2 separate regions of the Homo sapiens genome follow, and region 1 is linked to region 2. A link is an interaction called in ENCODE POLR2A ChIA-PET data of the cell type or tissue named here. Cell type or tissue: A673. All regions are shown on one strand. Links, peaks and the distances in the headings refer to the core of each region. The heading gives the core; the rest is flanking DNA.

What was found. Peaks named below come from ENCODE experiments on the same cell type or tissue, not always from the same donor. Only the 100,000 strongest peaks of a DNase experiment are listed, where the experiment ranks them.
Region 1: POLR2A ChIA-PET joins it to region 2 with 5 read pairs; 1 of 35 experiments calls an interaction of 5 or more read pairs at or near these places.

Annotation. Positions count from the first base shown.
Region 1 is chr7:3,003,572-3,011,552 of GRCh38, reverse strand. All of the region lies in intron 1 of CARD11 (caspase recruitment domain family member 11), which reads left to right. Among named protein-coding and RNA genes, the nearest start is that of CARD11, 36 kb to the left of the region's middle. In A673, for the core only: no CTCF peak of the experiment used is centred there; a DNase peak (open chromatin) is centred at 2,932; H3K27ac peaks cover 2,640 bases.
Region 2 is chr7:3,317,962-3,325,942 of GRCh38, reverse strand. The region is part of intron 1 of SDK1 (sidekick cell adhesion molecule 1); the gene reads right to left. SDK1-AS1 (SDK1 antisense RNA 1) reads left to right here. Exons shown (of 3, transcript XR_001744897.3): 1 at 1-7,981. Among named protein-coding and RNA genes, the nearest start is that of SDK1, 21 kb to the right of the region's middle. In A673, for the core only: no CTCF peak of the experiment used is centred there; a DNase peak (open chromatin) is centred at 3,962; H3K27ac peaks cover 4,608 bases.

The DNA of each region.
Region 1 (7,981 bases), core at 1,016-6,015, 310 kb after region 2:
TAATTGAAAAGAGTTTTTTTTCTTCTATTTGTTGGGTACAGAGTTCTGTAGCTCTATTAGAGCAAACATGCTAACTATTTGAATCATCTCTCCCTGTACTTGCCGTCCCCGTCTCAGAGGACTGCAGGAAGTCTCTTTACTGTGGCAATGTCTTTACCGATTTCTTCCTGTATTTCTATCAGTTTTGCTTTATGTGCTGTGAAGCCAGATTGTGAGGCATGCAAGCATTCATGCTTAATAGCATGAAAAGTGGCCAGGCACAGTGGCTCACATCTGTAATCCCAGCACTTTGGGAAGCTGAGGCAGGAGGATCTCTTAAGCCCAGGAGTTTGAGACCAGCCTGGGCAACATAGTAAGACCCTGTCTCTACAAAAGATTAAAAAATTAGCTGGGCATGGTGGTGCACACTTGTAGTCTCAGCTACTCAGGAGCTGAGGCAGGAGGATCACTTGAGCCTGGGAGATCAAGGCTGCAGTGAGCTCTGCTGGCCCCACTGCACTCCAGCCTGGGCAACAGAGCAAGACCCTGTCTCAAAAATAGCATAAAAATCTTCCTAGTTACTTTTCATGCTTTTTTCCTCAAATTATATTAGGTTGGTGCAAAAGTAATTGTGGTTCTTACCATTATATAATGGCAAGGATTGGAATTACTTTTGCACGAACCTAACGTATTCTCATATAAGGACAGCAGGCAGATTGGATTAGGGCTCCACTTAACTCTCATTTCAGCTTAGTTACCTCTTTAAAGAACTTATCTCCAAATACAGTCACATTCTGAGCTACGGAAGGTTAGGACTTCAACTTATGCCTTCGGGGGGATGCTGTGCAGTCCATAACAGGCAACTACCATTGTTCCTTATATCCTATTTCTTCCCCTTGGAGTCTTTCTTCCTCCTTGCCGATGTACTGCTTTTGGTGATGGTTTCATTGAACGTCTATGGATGGGAAACTTTTTCAGTCCTTGCATGTGTGAAATTTTTTTTTCTATGTTTATACTTGAAATCATTGTCGAGCTAAATATAGAATTCTAGTTTCAAAATTGTTTTTCCTTAGAATGTTAAAGATACTGTCTTCTTGGACCAGGTATTGCCAATTGATCCATCTGATTCTATAGCTTTGCAGGTAACAGATCCCTGCAAGCTTTCAAGACTTTTTCTCGCAAGCCTGGCATCTGAGACTTCAGCATCACGTGAATTGCTGTGGTTTTTTTTTTTTCCCCTTCGTTCTTCCGGGCACTTTGTGCATCTTTCTGAGCTCAGGATTCATATCTTTTTTCAATTCTGGGAGCTTTTCTTCTAGAGTTTTGTTGAGTTTATCTTCCTCTCTGTTCTTTTCATTTTCTCCTGCTAGGTCACCTGTAAGACAAACGTGGGAACTTCCGGATCTATCTCCCACATCTCTTTAACTTTTCTTTTATCCTATCCAGGCCACCCCCAATGCCTTTTTTCTCTGGATTGTGGGAGAATTCCTCAATTCCATCTGCTAAGTCAGTGATTTGGTCATGAGCTGTGTCCATTCTGTAAATTCAGTCCATCTACTGTTTGGTTTTGTTGTTGTTGTTGTTTTGGTGATGTTTTGGGGGGGTTTTCTGGGTTTTTTTTTTTTGAGACGGAGTCTCACTCTATCACCCAGGCTGGAGTGCAGTGGCACGATCTCAGATCACTGCAAGCTCCGCCTCCCAGGTTCACGCCATTCTCCTGCCTCAGCCTCCCGAGTAGCTGGGACTACAGGCACCTGCCACCACGCCCAGCTAATTTTTTGTATTTTTAGTAGAGATGGGGTTTCACTATGTTGGCCAGGATGATCTCGATCTCCTGACCTCGTGATCCGCCCGCCTCGGCCTCCCAAAGTGACGGGATTACAGGCGTGAGCCACCGCACCCAGCGGTGATGTTTTGTTTTAATTTCTATTTGTGGAGCCAATGCTCTCTTGCGTCTTTCTGAGGACATGAAGCACGCACAATCTAATGGCTTGTTCTGCTGGCCCTGTGAACGCTTTCCTTGACCGTGCTTGGTTGTTTCTCTTACGGCGTTGGCTTTCCTCCAGTGTCTAGTGTTTCCTGGGGAGAGGACCACGTTCACATTGGGCATCCTCTCCAAATGGTCAGCTCTGACTGTATCTGTGCCTGCGGCCTTTTGGTGAGCACGAGATGATCCCTGCTGCGTTGTAGGGACTCCTTTTCTAGAATCTGAGGCTTCCTGTTCCTCCTGGGTCTCACCTGCACAGCCCAACCCTCCCCGCAAGCACCGTCGTGCCTCTCTGACCGCCAGGCCCGCAGTCTGCCTGCAGGAGGGAAGACATCTCCCTGGGGTGCTGCCTGGCCATGGAATGGGGTGAGGGGAGTTTGCAGGAGGTTCAACCCGGGCAGCTGTCCCTGTCTCAGGCAGAGCTCTAACTTGTCACCCTAGAGCTATCCTTTGTATCTGGTGTCTGCGGTCTTGGAGTTGGTCTTTCCTGCAGCCTCCGGACTTGGGTTTTCTCTTTCAGCTCGATCCTGTCTGCTAGCGATAAAATGATTTCTCATAATTTTGTATCCACTGGGTTGGGAGTGGGAGAGAAGGGAGAAATTACAGCATCTACAGTTTGCCTTCTTCGTATAATCTGCCCTTATGGTTTAAGTGTCACTTATTACATTACCGGGTCACATTGAACATTTAGTTAATTAAAAGCCCACAGTGTTTTTCTTCCCTTTCCTTCTTTCCTTCCTTTTTCTTTCTTTTTTTTTCCTTCCTGTTTTCCTTCCTCCTTTGTTATATTAACCATCTTTCCCAACTTTGTGTGACCAGCTAAAATCTGATAAAGTCAGTCCTTCCTTCCTTCCTTCCTTCCTTCCTTCCGTCCTTCTTTCCTTCCTTCCTTCCTTCCCTCCCTCCCTCCCTCCCTCCTTCCTTCCTTCCTTCCTTCCTTCCTAAGCCTCTGCCAAGCCAATTCTCCCCCATCCTGCCCTTGGGCAAAATTTTAAGGCAAAATTCAGCACTTTACGTTAATTTCTGTTGAATTCCATCTTGTGGTTTGGGCCCTATCTTCTTGCCTGTCAAGTCTTTTTGAATATTGATGAGTGCATTTATCATATTAACCATTTTTCCCAACTTTATGTGACCTGCAAATCTGATAAGGTTCTCCTGTATGTCATCACACACATCATTGCCAAAGGTGTTGAACAAAACAGGGTCCAGAAATGAGCTCTTTCGTCTAACCCCTTAGACATTCTCCAAGGTCTAAAATGTATTCAGCACAAAGAAAACACTATTATCAATACTATTTAGGTAATGCTGTTCAACCACCTGTGCGTTCACCTATGAGGAAAACCAGTCAGTCCCAATTCTATCATCTTGTTCTCAAGGTTATCATAGAAAATTGGTCAGAAGCTAAAATCAAGATGTACAATTGTCTTCTTGTTTTCTGATTCTCTGGTGTATTGGTTTGTCTTCCAAGCTGAAGTCTGAGTTTTTCAGAGGAGGGTATTGATGTCATTTCATTCAATGTTGTTTCATTATAATGTCAATGGGAAAAAAAGTTGATTCCTGGCTGGGACCACTGCCTGTGTGGAGTCTGTGAGTCTCCCTACGTCTGTGTGGGTTTTCTCTGGGTATTGCGGTTTCCTCTCGTATCCCAAAGGTGTGCATATTAGGTTCATTGGTGCGTCTACATGGCTGCAGTCTGAGTGAGTGTGGGGTGTGAGAGATGCCCCGCGATGGTGTCCTATCCTGGGCTGGTGCCCATCTTGTGTCCTGAGCTGCTGGGATGGGCTCTGACCACCCAAGACCCTTAACTGCAATAAATGGGTAAATAATTATTTGCTGTTCTTAATGAATCTTTCTTAAGCTCATATTTATTCTATGTATAGTGCACATTTATTTCCATGTTTAATACTAGAAGTGTTTTGGTCTTGAGAAGTTTGGTAGGCCAGGTACAATGGCTGATGCCTGAAATCCCAGCACTTTTTGAGGCTAAGGCAGGAGGATCACTTGAGCCTGGGAGGTCAAAGCTACAGTGAGTATGCCATGATTCCAGCACCGCATTCCAGCCTGGGTAACAGAGTGAGACAGAAGAAGAAAGAAGAAAGAAGAAGAAGAAGAGGAGGAGGAGGAGGAGGAGGAGGAAGAGGAGGAAGAGGAGGAGGAAAAAGAAGAAGTTGTAGTAGTAGTTGTTGCTGTTGTTTGGTGATGTTTTTGTGAGTAGAAACTTAATTCCTGTTTGTAATCATTAGCCTATGGTAAAATTCATTGCCTTACAGGTCATTTTGCTTAAAATTGCAGTTTCTAAGAACGAGTGGGCAATGCCGACTGAGGACTTACCGTACAGCTGTGCACATGCACTCACTGGCATGGAAACCATTGCATTATTTGAGCTTAGGATTCCTATATTTTTTCAATTCTGGGATTTTTTTTCTAGAGTTTCTTTGAATTTCTCTTCCTCTCCATTCTTTTAATTTTCTCCATCTGTATCACCTGTAAGACAACCGTTGCAACTTCTCAATCTGTCTTCCACTTAGCTTTTCTTTTATCCTGTCCAGCTCCACCCACCACCACCTTTTTCTGCTGGATTCTAGGAGAGTTCCTCAGTTTCCTCTTCTAGAATAAATCTATAGAGTGTATAAATATTAACTCACCACCCACAGTTGGAGGAGCTGTTATGGTTTTGATTTCATAGGCAGGGAAGTATCTTGATGGTTTATCGTGCTCTGGGCCAGGCCACCCTGCTGGTTGCAGTAGAGCTTGTTTGACTATCTTGTCCCAAGCCCTCTGCACTTCCACCCACTCCCTCCCTCTTTCCAGAATTTGGGAGCAGGCTCAGAAAATGCCATGCCCTGAAATTCCACCTGATAGGAATTGAAGAGAAATGAATGAGCGATTCCCAGCAGGGATCACTTGCCCTAAAAGATGAATTGAGCCGAGTTTCCGCAGTGACTGGGTCCTTCCCACACCTCATCAGTAGACTCCAAGCCAGAATGTAAATGAATGCAAAGTGATCTCATTCACTGAGCTTATCCATCATGGATATTGGTGCCATGACTGAAGACGGTGTTCTTGTCCAAGAGTAAGACTTGTGCATGTGCTTTTCCCCTCCACTTTCCTGGGGAGGGAATGGCCTGATGCTACCGACCAGTCCACATTCTCTGAACAGATGCATCCCCAGAGTGCACGTGAGTTCATCAGCTTCTCCAGGTTGATGGACACATGGCCTGTGATGATGTTTCTCAAAGTGTATGCCACACAGAACACTAGTTCGTGAGTTGCTCCATGAACCAAGGGTGCCATGGTCAGATAAGCTGGGAAATGCTGCGTGCTGCACCTTCCTTAGCAAGATTCATGTGCAAAGGATCTGAGAAGTCCTGTGATACCAGGCTTACCAATCCATTTGGTCACATCACACACCCCACTCCTCACTGTTTTTTGGTTTTTTTTTTTTTTTTTTGACTAAACACACTGTCTCCTAGGGACACAGTTCTGTGTAGTTAACAGGAAATATTTATTGAGTTTCTATGTGGCAGGCCCTGAACTAAGCTTTCTTTTGTATGATTTCATTTGCTCCTTAAAGCAACCCTGTGAAATTTATATATTGTCATCACTCCCATTCGACAGGTAAAGCATTCGAGGCTTGGAGAGTTCAAGCCACTTTCCCTCCTCACTCAGCCAGTAAGTGGTAGAGCCAGGTTCAAACCCAGGCCTGCCTCCCTCCAAAGTCCACTTTATCATGCTTCCCCAGAAGAAAATGGCCACTTATAATAAAAAGGTAAATTAGGGCCAGGTGCAGTGGCTCCCGCCTGTAATCCCAGAGCTTTGGGAGACCAAGGCAAGAGGATCATTTGAGCCCAGGTGTTCAAGGCCAGCCTAGGCAACATAACGAGACCCTATCTCTACAAAAAAAAATAATAATAATAATTTTTCTTTAATTAGCCAGGCATGGTGGCAAGCTCCTGTAGTAGTAGCTACTCAGGAGGCTGAGGTGGGAGGATTGCTGGAGCCCAGGTCAAGGCTGCAGTGAGCTGTGATTGTGCCACTGCACTCCAGCTTGGGTGACAGAGCAAGACCCTGTCCCAAATAAATAAGCATTATGGTTTATGAGTCAGCCTCTTAAGCATTCAGTGACCAGAATGAAGGAGGAAATAGTAAATTCCTTGAGCTTACAAAACGGAGCCCCATATCCTGAGTGTAGGGTGACCCCACTAAGGTGTAGCCAGGTTCCTGGTCTCTTCCTAGACTCTCTCCTTACCTTCCTATGGCCAGCCTCCGTTGTCAAAAGAAATCCAGCATGCTGCTAGGCTCATTAGAGGCCTGCGCTAAGCCAGGGGCAGGGGTGCCTTCCTGTAACTCCAGCTATTTGGGAGGCTGAGGCAGAAGGATCGCTTGAGCCCCGGGGTTTAAGACCAGCCTGGGCAACACAGCGAGACCGTCTCATAAAAAACAATAATTACAATAAATTATAAATATTCATAAATTTATATTGTATATAAATTTTTATTATATTATATATTATATATTTATATTTATAAATAAATTTATATTATATTATATATAAATTATATATATTATATATAAATATTTATAATTATAAATATATAGTAAAATATATGTTAAATTTATATTTATTTTTATATATTATATATTTAAATATATATTTATTGAAATATATATTTTAATTTAAAATTATAAATATATATGATATACATTATGTATAATATATAATAAAATATAATAAATTAAAAATGCAAATATATACTTAATTATATATCATATATAACATATTTCATATAAATATATAATATATAATTGTATATTATATACAATAATGTATATTTATATGATATTACATATAATTATATATCTATCATATATCAATAATATATATTGTTACATATATAATATATGAGAGAGATATATATTGAGTTTCTATGTGGCAGGCTGTGAACTAAGCTTTCCTATGGATGCTATCATTTGCTCCTATATATGTGTGTGTGTGTGTATATGTGTATACACACACACACACATATATATATATATGAAGGCGTGTCTTAGATAGCTGCAGAAGTGACTATTGAGATTATCCAGTGTTTCCCTACCTGGGAAGGCACGTGGTATCTTCACGGTGGGCTGTGGACTTAAGAAGCTGCTGACCTCTTAGCTCGCCCAGACCTCTGTGCCATAGTCAGGGTCTGGTTTCTTCAGCTCACCAGAGTTCCACGTGCGGTTGGTCTGGTCTTCCAGACGTTCATGGATGCTGCCCTTAGTTCTGTGCACATCCAGCAGTTTTTCTCAGCTGCCTCCTTCCCCCTTGGCCTCTCTTGCCTGCGTGGACCTCTGCGTGGCCCCACTCTGGGTGGTCCTGGATCTCACAGTGTCCCTTTGCCCACAAATACTCCCTCGCCCAGGGACTCTGAATGTGCCATCCCAGTGGGGACCCCACATTCCGTCTCCATGGTAACCAGCAGGAAGCTGGTGATGGATGGGGGCCTGGCGTGGAGCATATTGCAGTCCTCAGATACCATCACTTCCCACAGAGTGAGTCCAGGCAGGGAAGAAATGACTGGGGGGAGCGGGGAAGAAGAGGTCGCAGCAGCACCTTCTGGCGCTGATCGGACGTGGAGGCATCATTCCCGTGCCCGTCTTAACTTCGGGTTCTTGCCAAAACCCACCAGTAAGCTGATGCTGCAATGGGGTAAGGCTAGAGAGAGGCCCTTCTGGCAAGGAATTGTTCTTAATAGGCCAGGCTGTGATGATGAGTTAGGCAGGAGACTAGCAGACCACCTTGTGCCATCTGCTGCAGTGTTCGTGGCCTCTCAATGACTGTGGGGCGTCCTTTACTGTAGAGTTAGAATCAGATCGGACTCTTCCACACAGTTGGTGGTTGTTATTGAGCTCTGGGCCAGGCACTGGATATATAGGAGTTGTTGACATCAAATAAACTGTAGAGACGAATCTCTGCAATTCAGAAGTTTTACTTGAGAAGTAAGAACAGCAATTTGGGCTGGGCACGGTGGC
Region 2 (7,981 bases), core at 1,861-6,860:
AGCGAGATGGTTCTTTCCTAGGCCTCTCAAAGGGGAGGATGTTTGATTCAGGCAGCCTAGTCATGGTTTCTAAAAGCATGCCACTTTTCCTGTAACATCAACCTGTTAAGATTTTTCTGCACAGGAAAAACTAGTTGAGCAGAATGTCAGAGAAATTCAACAGAACTGAGGATTATCTATGTAATTTGTAAAAAATTTGTAACACATTATCCAGCAATTTTTCTGGTACTTTTGTAACAGATATAAGGCTACATTATTTAGCAATATTAATAATTTTACACAGGAAGCTGGTTCATTTTGTTGATACACCCTTTAATCTTTTATGACACTTCTATGATGGAAACGGTTACTTTTATAAACCTATTGTCTGTAATTAATCATCATTTTGGCCCCTGGGAACTAGGATTACAGAAAAAGAGCTTCTTCACATGCTTATTATAATAAAAAGAATCTTAAGTGCCACGCTTAAATTCTTTAAAAGTATATCTATGTTTCTCTCCTTAAATTGGTATTCGTTGAATATCAATGAAAATATAAAGTAAAATTACTTATTTCATTTATAACTGTAAGCAATAATCCATGGCATTAAAGAAATACAGAGCAATAGGTTAAGACGTTAAATATAAAGGTTAGGATCTTATATATTAAAGGTTAGGATTACTATAAAACATGCAATTAGGAAAAAAACAGGCTATTAATGCTCAGATCACGAATCCTTGTGTAGTCAATGTTTAACATATGGTCTATGGTTGTAAGATCTCAAATCTCCACATCAGAATCTGTGTTTTAAGCATCACCTGTGAGACTGAAGCATCACCAAAAAAAAAAAGTGGTTTGGTAGAGAACTTTAAGATCTTCTTCCCAAGGAACCTAGGATGCTTTTGGTAACAGTGATGATAAATGCAGTTCCAGAGAAACATAACTAATAGCTGCTCCACCACCAGAATCTACCACACTATATGTGGCTTGAATACAGTTTCCTAAAGCTTGTCCTCTGTTAAAAATAGAGACAAGTTCAGCATGGAAAGTTTACCTTCTGTTAGGAAAAATGAAGCATGGGAGGACTTTCTTTCAAACGTAAGAAACTTTCAGATTCTGAAATCTTGCCGTTTACTTTTTCCTGGGCATAGGTTTAATAAAATTACAGGAGAAAAACTTAAAGCACTGGTCAAAAAAATAAAAATATAAAAACCAGCAACTACCTCAAATTGAACCCATTAGGATGACTTTTCTAAAGAACAGTTTTCCAGTTTCTATTTTAACAGTAAAAGTAAGAGCCTACTTTTGCTTTGAGTGCAAAACCCATTTTTATGAGTAAAAATTACAGTTATACAATGGGAGTGTATTTCCTATTACAGGGAAGATAAAGTATCTAGTTCCACTTCATCTTTGATCACTAGGTCCCATACTCAGGAGCAAACAAACTTCCAAGAGCCACCTCCTATTCTTATCCTATCCTCCAAACATTTTACACATCGGCTTTTTGTAACGACTTTTCAAAGGCTGAAAGTTCATCAAATTAACAGGCAAGCAAAAAACTGCCTTTAAGGGAGCTATTGAGTAGGTAAGGCTTCTAGGGTACTAGTAAATATTCTAATGCTTTGATTTGGGTATTAATTACATGTGCATGTCTCTTTGTGAAAATTTATCAAGCAATATACTATTTGTCTTCCTTTCCATATATACATTTTAATAAAAATTTACTTTTAAAAAACATTCTTACAATCAAAACAATCTACTCAATTTCAAATGCTAAAAGAGAACCAGAAAAATGACCATGAAAAATGAATCTGACCCTACGACAGCAATGTGAAAAAGGAGAAAAACATGAGTATCTCCCTAGAATAGATACCAGATTTTACTGTGAGGGCCAACAGCCCATTTACACTCATTTCTCTCATGCTTACTTCTACATGAAATAGATAACATGATACAATTCTTGTAACACACAGAGGAATATGAGACCAAACGGCTTAAAGAAATGGACATAGGTAATAGAAACCCTGCAATCAAAAGACAGAGAAGATGACATTTTACTGGCTGAAGAAGAACCTTTACCCAACCTATCTACAGATCAATAAACTATAAACACTGTGCTAGGCAGAATTCAAAAATGTTCTGCCCCATACTCTGGAACCTGTAACTAAAGATGAGATCTCACTTCTGTGACAATGTCATATTCTACAGCACATTTAACCTGAAGGCAGGGAAATAATTAAGGTGGACCTGATCTAGGTACATGAACCCAGAGTTTCTCCAACTAAAAACGTAAGTCAGAAATACTCAAAGCATACAAAGGACCTGACACACCATTGCTGGTTTGAAGATGGAGTGGGGCACACGAAAAGGAATTCAAGTTGACCTCTAGAAGCAGTGTGTGGCCCCAGCTGACTGCCAGCAAGAAAACAGGAGCCTCAGTCCTACAGCCACAGGAACTGAACATGACCAGCAATGTGAATGAGTTTGGAAGTGTATTTTTCCTTAGAACCTCTACACATCTTATGGCCCAAACACTGGCCAATGTTACCACATATTTTCTTCCTATCTTTTACAGCAAGCTCTGGAAATTCAATCGGCACCAGCAGCAATCGTGATAAAGAAAAAAGAATTATACAACATATTCATTCACTCAAACATGTATTGGGTTCCCATCAGACATCAGGTACTGTGCCGGATGCAGGGAATGTAACAATGAATAACGTCTTTTGAAGTTCACAGACTTGGTGAAGACTGAAACTCAGCAAATGAGTTGGAATTTGCCTGGCCCTCGGTCGAGTGGGGGAAGGGGGCTAGGAGACAGCATCACAGTTAAAGGGACCTGCAAACAAAAGGGCAAAACCTGGTCTGGTGCATTGGTTCACGCCTGTAATTTCAGCACTCTAGGAGGCCGAGATGGGCAGCTTGCTTGGGTCCAGGAGTTTGAGACGAGCCTCGGCAACATGGCAAAACAAAAACAAAAACAAAAATGAGCCAGGTGTGGCGGCACACACCTGTGATCCCAGCTACTTGGAAGGCTGAGGTGGGAGGACTGTTTGAACCTGGGAGGTAGACGCTGTAGTGAGCTGTGATCACACCACCACACCCCAGCCTGGGCGACAGAGACAGAGACAAGGTCTTATGGGTGGGGGAAAAGGGCAGGTGGGGACAACACATTAGGTGAAGAGAAGGGAGCAAAAGAGTGCAATTACCATAATCCAGTATTCTGAAAGTGGCATGTGAAACCAGGAAGAGATTACACTGCAAAGGAAAACAAAGCTCAGATTATGAAGATCCCTGAATGCCACTGAATTTTTTTTAAAAAAGGAAAGTAAGTGTAGGCAACAATCTGACCAACTGGAATTCTTCTACATTGTTGGTGGAAATTGTTCCATTTCCACTGTGGGAGAGAGTTTGGTGGTTCCTTGAAAAGTGAAACACAGGATTGCCATATGACCCAGTAATGCAACTTCTAGGCATATACCAAAAAGAAGAGAAAACAGGTGTTCAAACACACATACATGTTCACAGCAACACTATTCACAATAGCCAAAAGGTGGAAACAACACAGATATCCATTAACAGATGAATGGATAAACAAACTGTGGCACATACATACAATGGAATATTATTCAGTCATAAAAAGATATGATGTAATGACAAAACACAACCCAGATGAACCTCAAACATCACACCAGGCAAAAGCAGCCAGACACAAAGTCTTATTCCTGTATATAAAATATTCAGAATAGATAAATCCATAGAAGCAGAACACGGGTGGATGGTCATTAGGGGCTGCTTAATACGTATGGGACTTCCTTTGGTGGGGGATGAAACTGTCCCGGAACTAGAGGTGGTGATCACACAGCACTCTGGATGTATTCAACACTACTCAACTGTTCACTTTAAAATAGTTCACTCGATGCTGTGTGGCACCTAAGTGAAAAAAAAAAAAAACTTTAGAAAGAAGCTAATAAAAATGATGACCTGTAGAGGGAGAGGGCAAACAGGCTGGGGGAACAAAGGTATAAGCAGAGCTTCTGTGTATACATTCCGCTACAGTTTCACCTCTGAATCCTGCAAATATGTTTACAATGGAAACAAAGAGAGAAAGAGAGAGAGAGAGAGAGAAAAGGAGGAAGGAAGGAAGGAAGGAAGGAAGGAAGGAAGGAAGGAAGGAAGGAAGGAGAAGGAAGGAAGGAAGGGAGGGAGGGGAAGGAGGGGGGAGGGGATGGGAGGGAGAGGGGAGAGGGAGGGGGAGGAGGAGGAGGAGAAGGAAGAAGGAAGAAGAGAAACCAACCCACATTCATTGCATTAAATATTAGGTTTAAAAAAAAACTTGCGAAAACATGAAGAATGTTTCTTTGGAAAGTAACTTCACATACTGTATGTAAAATGTCTTTAACTGTTGGGGAAAAAAACACAACTTGTCATTCATGTCAATGATTTTTATAGCGACTCAGTATCAACCAAATAAGTGCACTGAGTTCCTACAATAGGAAGCCAGGTTCTGACATATTCTCACCAATTCACATTCCTAGGCTGAGTCTCTAGAGCCAGAGGTAGTACAACAGGACAAAGTTCGCAGCTCACAAGGCTGGCCACCTGGGACTCTGTCATTAGTACTGTACTTTAAGAAACGTTATGTGCTCTGAAGAAATCAACTCAAATTAAGTGACCCAGCAAAATCAAAGAGGATTTTCCAACTTGTTTTCACTTTGATTTTGACGTTTCTAAGGAATCTGTCAAAAGAAATTCTATAGTATCATCTTGCTTGTGAATTTTTTAAAGGATTTTTAGTTTCAAAAAGATTTTATTTCACGTATGATGAATACATGTAGTAGTTTTCATTTCAAGAGCCTTCAGTTGATAAGCCCTGAAATATCTTAAAATTTTAGGATTGCAAGACATCCACATATCCTATGTTATATTAGCAGAAGTTAAATTTCAGAAGAAAAATACAGAAACTGAGCTTCACGATTGTGTCTGGAGTATACAGGCAACATTCAATTTTTGTCAAGCACAAGGTTTAAATTAAGACTGCTGAGTCCTAGCTGGATTTTTTTTTTAACCCACATTTTTCCTTACAGTACCAACATACTAATTTCTCCAATTCCTGAAACATACCAAAATTGTTAAACATTTTTTTGGTCAAGCTTATCACTATATTATAAAGTTTGGTCTCACTCTAGATGCAGCAAAATATGACTGGTCTTATGGTATTTTCTTTTTTAACAAAGATAACTAGTTGAACAAATGCCCTGTGTCAAGCAGGACTTATTCTGGGATGGCCATGATTAATATTAAAACAGGGCAACTGCTTAAAATATACAAGATCTTTGGCTAAAATCTAGAAAGACCATAAGCTAACATCACAGATGGATTTAGTTTGATTTCTGATTATGTGTAAAGAACAAAAATTAGTTAAAAATGCTTCATCTTTAGGGTTTTCATATACCAACCAAGGTGGGAGCAGGAGGAAATCAATATTAAGGCTAATTTTTTAACAGGGAACTCTGACACTGAAATACACAATTCTGACTGCTACAGAGCAGCATGTTACTATAGTAACATGAGTTCTTACTCCATAGAATATAAAAACATATACTTTTATTTTACTTGTGGCTATCTCCACAGTTCAAAGTATGTATAATATGAGAACTTACAAGAGATAGGGGGAAAAAAATAGAAAAAAAAAGCTGTAACTGCAAACGATGGCAAAGATATCTGGAAATGAGACTCAGGTCTCCAGAATGCTCACCTCCTTCAGCGCATGTGTGCGGTGGGAAGGACGGGCAGGAGAGAATGAGAGGGGAGTGCGTGTGTGAAACAGTCATCCGGAGCTTCCTAAACCCATACATCAGAAGAGAATGAGGAAAGGGGGAATAAATTGGGGAGAACAATTTCAAAAGTGTAGAAGAATTGTGATTCTGCCTCATCATATCCCTCCACCACATCCAGGCAATTCTATTTGGCAAGGTGAAATTCATTTTTTCGCATTCTCAGAAAGCCCTGGTCCATGATCAAGCTGCCCTCCCTTTCAATGCTCAAATTTTCAGAAAAGCAAATGCAAAAAAAAAAAAAAAAAGACTAAGAATGGGTTAGATATAGGCAAATGGAAGAGGAAACCAGATTTGTAATATAAAGTAGAAACAGTATAACTAAAGTGAAATCCTTAAACAGAACATTTCAAATGTATTTCAAAATGCTATATTTTGATTTCTTTCACGATGGAATGGCAAAAAAGGTACTTGAGTTGGCAATAAACAGACCAGAGACATGCAGGCCATCACTAGACACCCTGGGAGAGGAGAGCAGACCCTCCTTCATCAATGCAGTATACAATTGCAGAAACTTACAAGGGACAAAAACATAAGATTATCAAAGAGTACATATATGTATCATGTAAGTAATGAAAGCCTGCCAGGCCAAGAAGCCAGAGCATGTACTCTTGAGGAGATAATAAAAAGAAACTTCTAAAAGGTAAGCCAGCTTGGTTAGGCCACACCAGCCATGGGTGTAGATGGGAACACACTGATAAGGAATTAATACCTTGAGGGCCACCGGTCTAAGCCCCCAGATGCTCTTACAGGCACTCAACCCCTTACAAGACCCTCCACAAGCATTTCTGGGTGCAACAATCCTGACTCCTACAAGCATGACAGCTTGTGTCAAATGAGAGCCATCCCTCTCCTGTGGAAAAGGGTGGGGGCTTCCCACAGCTAAACTGCTTGTACTCTGAAGCAGAACGTTAAAATAACCCAGGGAGACAGTTCTTCCAGTTTCTACACACCACATTTTTCTATTTTCCACACATACATACACCACACCCTGCATATCATTCATTCTCCGTGAGGCCCCACTGCCAGAGTTGTCATGCCAATTAATTTAACAATGCGGTTTTTTGTCCTTCCCATCCCCACCTACTCCCCCCTCATGAATGTCCTTCCTCAGGCCACCCCCAGATAGGCCCACACTGCTAACTGCTTCTGTGGCATTTCAGCCCCACATTTATTCCCGTCTGCCAGGTACCATCTGTATCCAAATCTCAGTTCTATCCCAGCTGAAATCCCAATCACAAAAGGAATCATCCTGTCTAGTGACTTGAATAAATTTGATTGTCAATATTAAATTCACTCTGGAGCATCACCAAGAAAATATTCCTTCTTTGTTGAGTTTTTCTAGTACTAAAACCAACAATGATGGTACCTAATGCAATGGCAAGGGCTATGCTAGGTCAATATATTCATCAACAGGCCAAGAAAACTCAAAAAGTAAAAGAAATATGTAACATTTGTTGGGGATAAGTTCAGGAGGTAAGTAGGAGAGAAGATAAACTATGGAATTGGAAGAAAAGGACAACCAAGGTAAGACAAAAGGTCACGAAACAAGTAATAAGTAATGCCTTCTGTGTATTTCAGTTGAGAAGGAGAAACACATTAGGGGTTCATTTGATCTGATAAATTAATGAGTACAATAATAGCTATGATTTATTAAGCAAGACACTGTGCTAAATACTTTACATACATTATCTCCTCTAATCCTTACAAAAACCTTGTGAGAGAGAGATTAACTCTGCTTTACAAATGAGCACCTGAAACACAGACAAGTGATTCAACTTGCCCAAGGTCACAAGCTCTTAAATGGCAGGGTCAGGATTTGAATCCAGCTCTACGACTCATGACACTATGTTATAATGCCAATGCACTACAGCAGACGGCTTTAAAGCTTATTTTCTGTGTGTGCATGTTTGTAACAAGGTATACCCATGTGTGCTAATATGAAATGATCTCTAAGACACAATATAGGCGAAAAATGCGCTGGGACTAGCCTCCAAGCTAAGAGTATGCTACCATCTGTATAATGTCAAAGGGTTGCAAGGAAAGACATATATAGTTGTATATGCATAAAATATCAGCGAACAAATACTCATGAAACTGGAAACAGTGATAGCCTCAAGCAGGGGGAACTAGGGGGCTGAGGATCAGAAAAGTAGAGACTTTCA